2 separate regions of the Homo sapiens genome follow, and region 1 is linked to region 2. A link is a loop called in an ENCODE intact Hi-C map of the cell type or tissue named here. Cell type or tissue: heart right ventricle. All regions are shown on one strand.

The links. Peaks named below come from ENCODE experiments on the same cell type or tissue, not always from the same donor. Only the 100,000 strongest peaks of a DNase experiment are listed, where the experiment ranks them.
Region 1: a loop joins it to region 2, with 2.3 times the contacts of the local background. A loop is called at or near these places in 52 of 110 quality-filtered maps.

Annotation. Positions count from the first base shown.
Region 1 is chr19:14,478,921-14,481,420 of GRCh38, forward strand. GIPC1 (GIPC PDZ domain containing family member 1) reads right to left here. Exons shown (of 9, transcript NM_005716.4): 5 at 1,673-1,858; 6 at 1,385-1,565; 7 at 492-604. Among named protein-coding and RNA genes, the nearest start is that of PTGER1, 4.8 kb to the left of the region's middle. RefSeq lists an enhancer at 1,028-1,622. In heart right ventricle, CTCF peaks have their summits at 1,317 (motif pointing left) and 1,516; no DNase peak of the experiment used is centred here.
Region 2 is chr19:14,147,014-14,149,513 of GRCh38, forward strand. It overlaps ADGRL1 (adhesion G protein-coupled receptor L1), which reads right to left. Exons shown (of 23, transcript NM_014921.5): 23 at 730-2,500. The region is part of intron 1 of ADGRL1-AS1 (ADGRL1 antisense RNA 1); the gene reads left to right. Among named protein-coding and RNA genes, the nearest start is that of ADGRL1-AS1, 11 kb to the left of the region's middle. RefSeq lists an enhancer at 865-1,608. In heart right ventricle, CTCF peaks have their summits at 1,263 (motif pointing right) and 1,462; a DNase peak (open chromatin) is centred at 1,288; H3K4me3 peaks cover 330 bases; H3K27ac peaks cover 1,603 bases.

The DNA.
Region 1 (2,500 bases), 330 kb after region 2:
ACTGATGGGCAAACTGCGGCCCATGTGCCCAAGGAAGGTCCCTGGGAGCTGGGAAGTGGCAGAAGTGGACTAGAATCCAGGCTGTCTGCCCAGAGTCCCCTCAGCTAACAGGTAATGCTGCCGGTTATGAAAAGGAAGGGAGGGCTGGGCGCGGTGGCTCATGCCTATAATCCCAGCACTTTGGGAGGCCAAGGAGGCTGGATCACCTGATGTCAGGAGTTCGAGACCAACTCCTGGCCTGGCCAACATGGTGAAACCCCATCTCTACTAAAAATACAAAAATCAGCTGGGCATGGTGGTGGGCACCTGTAATCCCAGCTACTTGGGAGGCTGAGGCAGGAGTATCGCTTGAACCTGGGAGGCAGAGGTTGCAGTGAGCCGAGATTGCACCACTGCACTCCAGCCTGGGTGACAAGAGTGAGACTCTGTCTCAAAAAAAAAAAAAAGAAAGGGAAGGGATGCCGGAGATAGGGTCCGGCTGGAGCACTCACCAGATCCTCCACCGTGGCGGGGCCCCGGGATCGGAGCCGCAGGGTCCCTCGGCCAGTGCCCAGTTGTGGGCCAGAGCCAGGGCGGCCACCCGCTGAACGCTGGCTGATCATGTCTGTGGGAGGCAGGAGAGGAGTGAGTGTGGGGGAAGCTTGGTTTTAGCACGTTCTGGGCAGGAACTTGTCCTTCCTGGCTTTCACCACCACCCCAAACTTCTCCAGGCTTCTGCAAGTTTCTGGGGGCTGGGGCCGGGGTGATCCCAGGAGGGCAGGAATCCTGACTCAGGCCTGGCATGGATGTGGGGCAGAGCAGGGGGAACAGCTGGGGGCCAGGAATAGGAAATGCTGGAGGGGAGACTGGAGGGGCCACTTCTGCTCCCAGGGGCTGGGGGACAGGAAGCAGGTGTACCCCAGCCTGAGTCTCCAGCTGCCTGAGTCCGTCTCCTCTTGGCCAAGGGGGTATGGCTGCTGGGCCACAGACCAGCCCTACCTGCCCAGGGAAGTGATTTAGTCCCCCACCCCCACCTCAGGGGCCTGGGGCCCATTCCTGAGAGTTAGTGAAGCCAGATGGAAAAGTGGGGGGGCTGGCACTGAGCAGTCAAGCCTGGCCTGTTGGGGATAGGGGGCTGGCCAGGGCTGAGGGCGCTTGGCTGGGCTAATGGCCCCTGGAAGCTAGGTGTGAGGGCAACTTCCTCCTCGCCCCCGCCCTTCTCCCAGGCTGGGCCAAGGGCCAGCACCCCGTCTGGGGTCGGGAGGAGCTGCAACCCCTTCCCTTTCTGCAACCCCTTCCCTTTCGGCAGGCCAGGCTTGGGCGCCACCTGCTGGCCGCTCCCGGCACCACCGCCTGCGCCCATGCGAGCAGCGCCACTGGGGAGGTCCAGGGGGCGGCTCCTCACCGAAGGCCTTGCGAGGCTCCGTGAGCTTCAGCGTGAAGGTACGGCCTCGGGGCAGCTCCTTGAGCAGCCGGGCCACCTCGTAGTGCCGGCAGCCCAGCAGGCTCTGCCCGTTAATGGCCTCGATCATGTCGCCCACGCTGATGAGGTGGATGTGGTCGATCACGCTGCCCTCCTTGATGCGCTGCGGGGGCGGGGAGTCATCAGCCCTTGGGGCTCTGCCCTGGTTTCCGGGGTCCCATGGCCCACCCTCACTCCCAGGCCTCCGGGGTGCCCCGTCTCCCCAGGCACCTTGATGAAGGCGTAGCCAGCCCCGTTGTCCGTGATGGTGAGCCCGAGTGCATCCTCCGACTTGAACACCTCCACCTCCTTGCGCTGCCCCTTCACGTGGGCGAAGATGAAGTCCTCCAGCCCGATCTGGCCCCCCAGGAGCTTGTCCATGTCCACTTTGTGGGTGTTCAGGGTGCAGAACATCACCTGCAGGGGTGGGAGACGCTGAAACCTCTTCCCCCTCCCTCCCCCTTTTCTAATCACCACTGGAGGGCGAAGGGAGAGAGCTGGGAGAGGACTAGGGGGATTCCATCCCAGTAACTCATCACCCACTGAGCCTGAGCCAGGGCCACAGCAGGGCCCACATTAGCGTGTCAGCTCTGCTAGGACTAGGATTTAGTTTTCCTTTCTCTTTTTGAGACAGGGTCTTGCTCTGTCACCCAGGCTGGAGTGCAGTGGTGCCATCATAGTCACTGCAGCCACAACCTCCCAGATTCCGGCAATCCTCCCACCTCAGCCTCCCAAGTAGCTGGAACTACAGGTGCTCGCCACCATGCCTGGCTAATTTTTGTATTTTTTGTGGAGATATGGGGTCTCACTATGTTGCACAGGCTGGTCTCCAACTCCTGGGCTCAAGTGATCCTCCTGTCTCAGTCTCCCGAGTAGCTGGGACCACAGACACGTGCCACCACACCCACATAGTTAAAATAATTTTTTTTAGAGATGGGAGCCTCATTATGTTGCCCAGGCTGGCCTGGAACTCCTGAGCTCCAGTGATCCCCCCATCTCAACCTCCCAAGTAGCTGGGACTATAGGTGTGCACCACTGTACCCAGCTAGGATTTCGGTC
Region 2 (2,500 bases):
TGTAATGAGACATCACAGTGTAAAATTCCTGAGCTCTGCTCTAGTACAGCCTGGGGACAGACGTCTGGGCCAAGAAGGGCTTCTGTGAGACAGCATGGAACAGTGGCCTGGTCAGAGAGACTTGGGCATGCATCTGAGGGCTGTAAGCCTCAGTTTCCCCATCTGTAAAATGGAACTCTAATCGCTGTCTCCATCTGGGAGGATTTTGTGAGGATTCAGAGAAACTGCACATGAAATGCTCCACCAGGCCCAGGAACTTACCAAGGTCTCATAAACGTGAATGATTCTATAACTGTCAAGCCTCTGCCAGGGGTTCTGAATGCTCGAGTGCAGACCAGAGCCCATGGGGACGCCCCTGTGCAGATCTGCTCAACCATTTCTTTCTTTCTTTTTTGAGACAGAATTTCACTCTATAGCCCAGGCTGGAGTGCAGTGGTACGATCTTGGCTTACTGCAACCTCTGCCTCCCAGCCGGGTTCAAGCAATTCTCCTGCCTTAGCCTCCCAAGTAGCTGGGACCACAGGTGCTTGCCACCACGCCCAGCTAATTTTGTCTTTTTAGTAGAGATGGGGTTTCACCATGTTGACTAGGCTAGTCTCAAACTCCTGGCCTCAAGTGATCCACCCACCTCGGCCTCCCAAAATGCTGGGATTACAGGCCTGAGCCACCGCGCCCAGCTATTCACCCATTTCTTACTCCCCCACTCAAGAAGTCACACCACTCTTGTCATTCCAAGAAATCTTAATTTCTTTATTGTTTGACTTTTTGACTCAACAATTTTTTTAAAACTTTTTGTTTTTTTCTGAAACGTTCTTGTTGTTATGAGCCTTTTGTTTTGTTCTCGTTAAATGCACTCGACCCAAAATTGGTTTGGCATATCGAAAAGGAGACCAAGGAGGGAGGGGCTGGGGCGTGGGAGGTGGGGAGGAGGCCCGAATGGACAGAAAGTTGAGGATAAGAGAAGAGGAACATAGAGACAGCCAGAAAGACATGGGGAAAGAGTGTTGGAGACAGAGAAAGGGGAAGGCAAGGGAAAGCCAAAAGAAACCAAAATCCAGAGAAAAAGAATTAACAAGATTTAGGAGCAAACGAGTTCAGGAGCCTAAGGAAGGGAGTAGGAGAGGAAACCAAGACCCTTCTCTGTACCGTCCCAGCTGGGGTGGGGGCGTCAAGGCACCAGGTCTGGTTAGGTTGGGGGGACACCTGGGCTCTGGGGGCGGCTTTGCACTGGACTGCAGTGATGTCCAGCCCCAGCAGGGGGCCCTGCCACACAGCTCTGAGGCCTGGAAGCCACCCGGCGATGCCGGCTGGAACAGGACCCGATACACCCTCTCTCCCTTTGATTGTCCGAGTCTGGAGAGATACAAGGAAGGCTGGGCAGGGAGGAAGTTGGCCTCTCTGTGTGCCTCAGCCCCCTGGAACTCTCCTGGCCCTCCTCCTGGTGTCGGGGGCAGCCACAGGCTGGGCTGCTTCCCGGGACAGGCCAGCTCCTCGCCTGCTCATGCCTCCTGCCCGCTCTTCACAGACCTCTGACCACCCCTCCACACAACAGAGCTCCCAGCCTAGTGCAGTCCGGGAAGGGCCATGGAACTGTCCCTTGCCCTCCTCAGAGTCGTCTGGCAAGACTGTCCCTGGCCTCACTTCTCCTCCCCATCTAGACTTCACCCATGGTCTTCTGGTGTAATGGGTTAGGCCTTTCTACCAGAAAAAGCCAGAGTTGGAACCCAACCCCACCTCTTCCCCACACCTGTTCCCTTACACGGGACAAACCACCATCTTTGGTCTGACCCCTTCTCCCCTAATTGATGGGGACAAGCCAGCCCCAGCTCCCCGGGAGAAGGGAGGGGCTTTCTAGCAGCAAAAAGGGTCCCTCCAGCCACCTACCTGTCCCCTTCCCCCCAGTTCCTTCCTAGAGCCCCTCCCCCTTAACCCAACAAAGTTCATGGCAGCAGCAGGCTGAGACCCGAAGATGTTTGAAAACTCATGGCACTTGTGAGAAAAGGAGGGGCAGAGAGATGGGGAGAGGTCAGAGCAGAGGTGGAGGGGCCACCTCTGGGGAAACGGCAATGCAGGGGCTGGGCTAGGGTGGCCTGGGGCTATGCTGCCCCTAGAGTTGAGGGAAGGGGGCTGGGGAGGCTGGCCTGACAGGCTGGAGAGGAGGGGGCCGGGACAGGTGCTCAGGACACATCCCGAGCCTGGAGCTTCCGGGGTCTGGGATTTGGGGTCAAGCCGCCCAGAACATGGGTGTCCCGACCCCAGCCCTGGCACCTGGCTTCGTCTTCCCTGCGGGAAGGTGGAGGATAGGGAAGGTGATCTCTCACCTTTGCCCCTCCCCATCCCCCAGACCGCCTTGCCGTTCCCAGCACCCTCCTCAGCCATACCCATGCCCTCCACAACCCCAGTGCCTCCCCATTTTCCTTCTGCCATCAACCTCTCTAGGTGGGAAATCAGCCCCATCTTCCCCGGCGAGAGTCCCCAGAGCAATATACAAGAAGCAGGA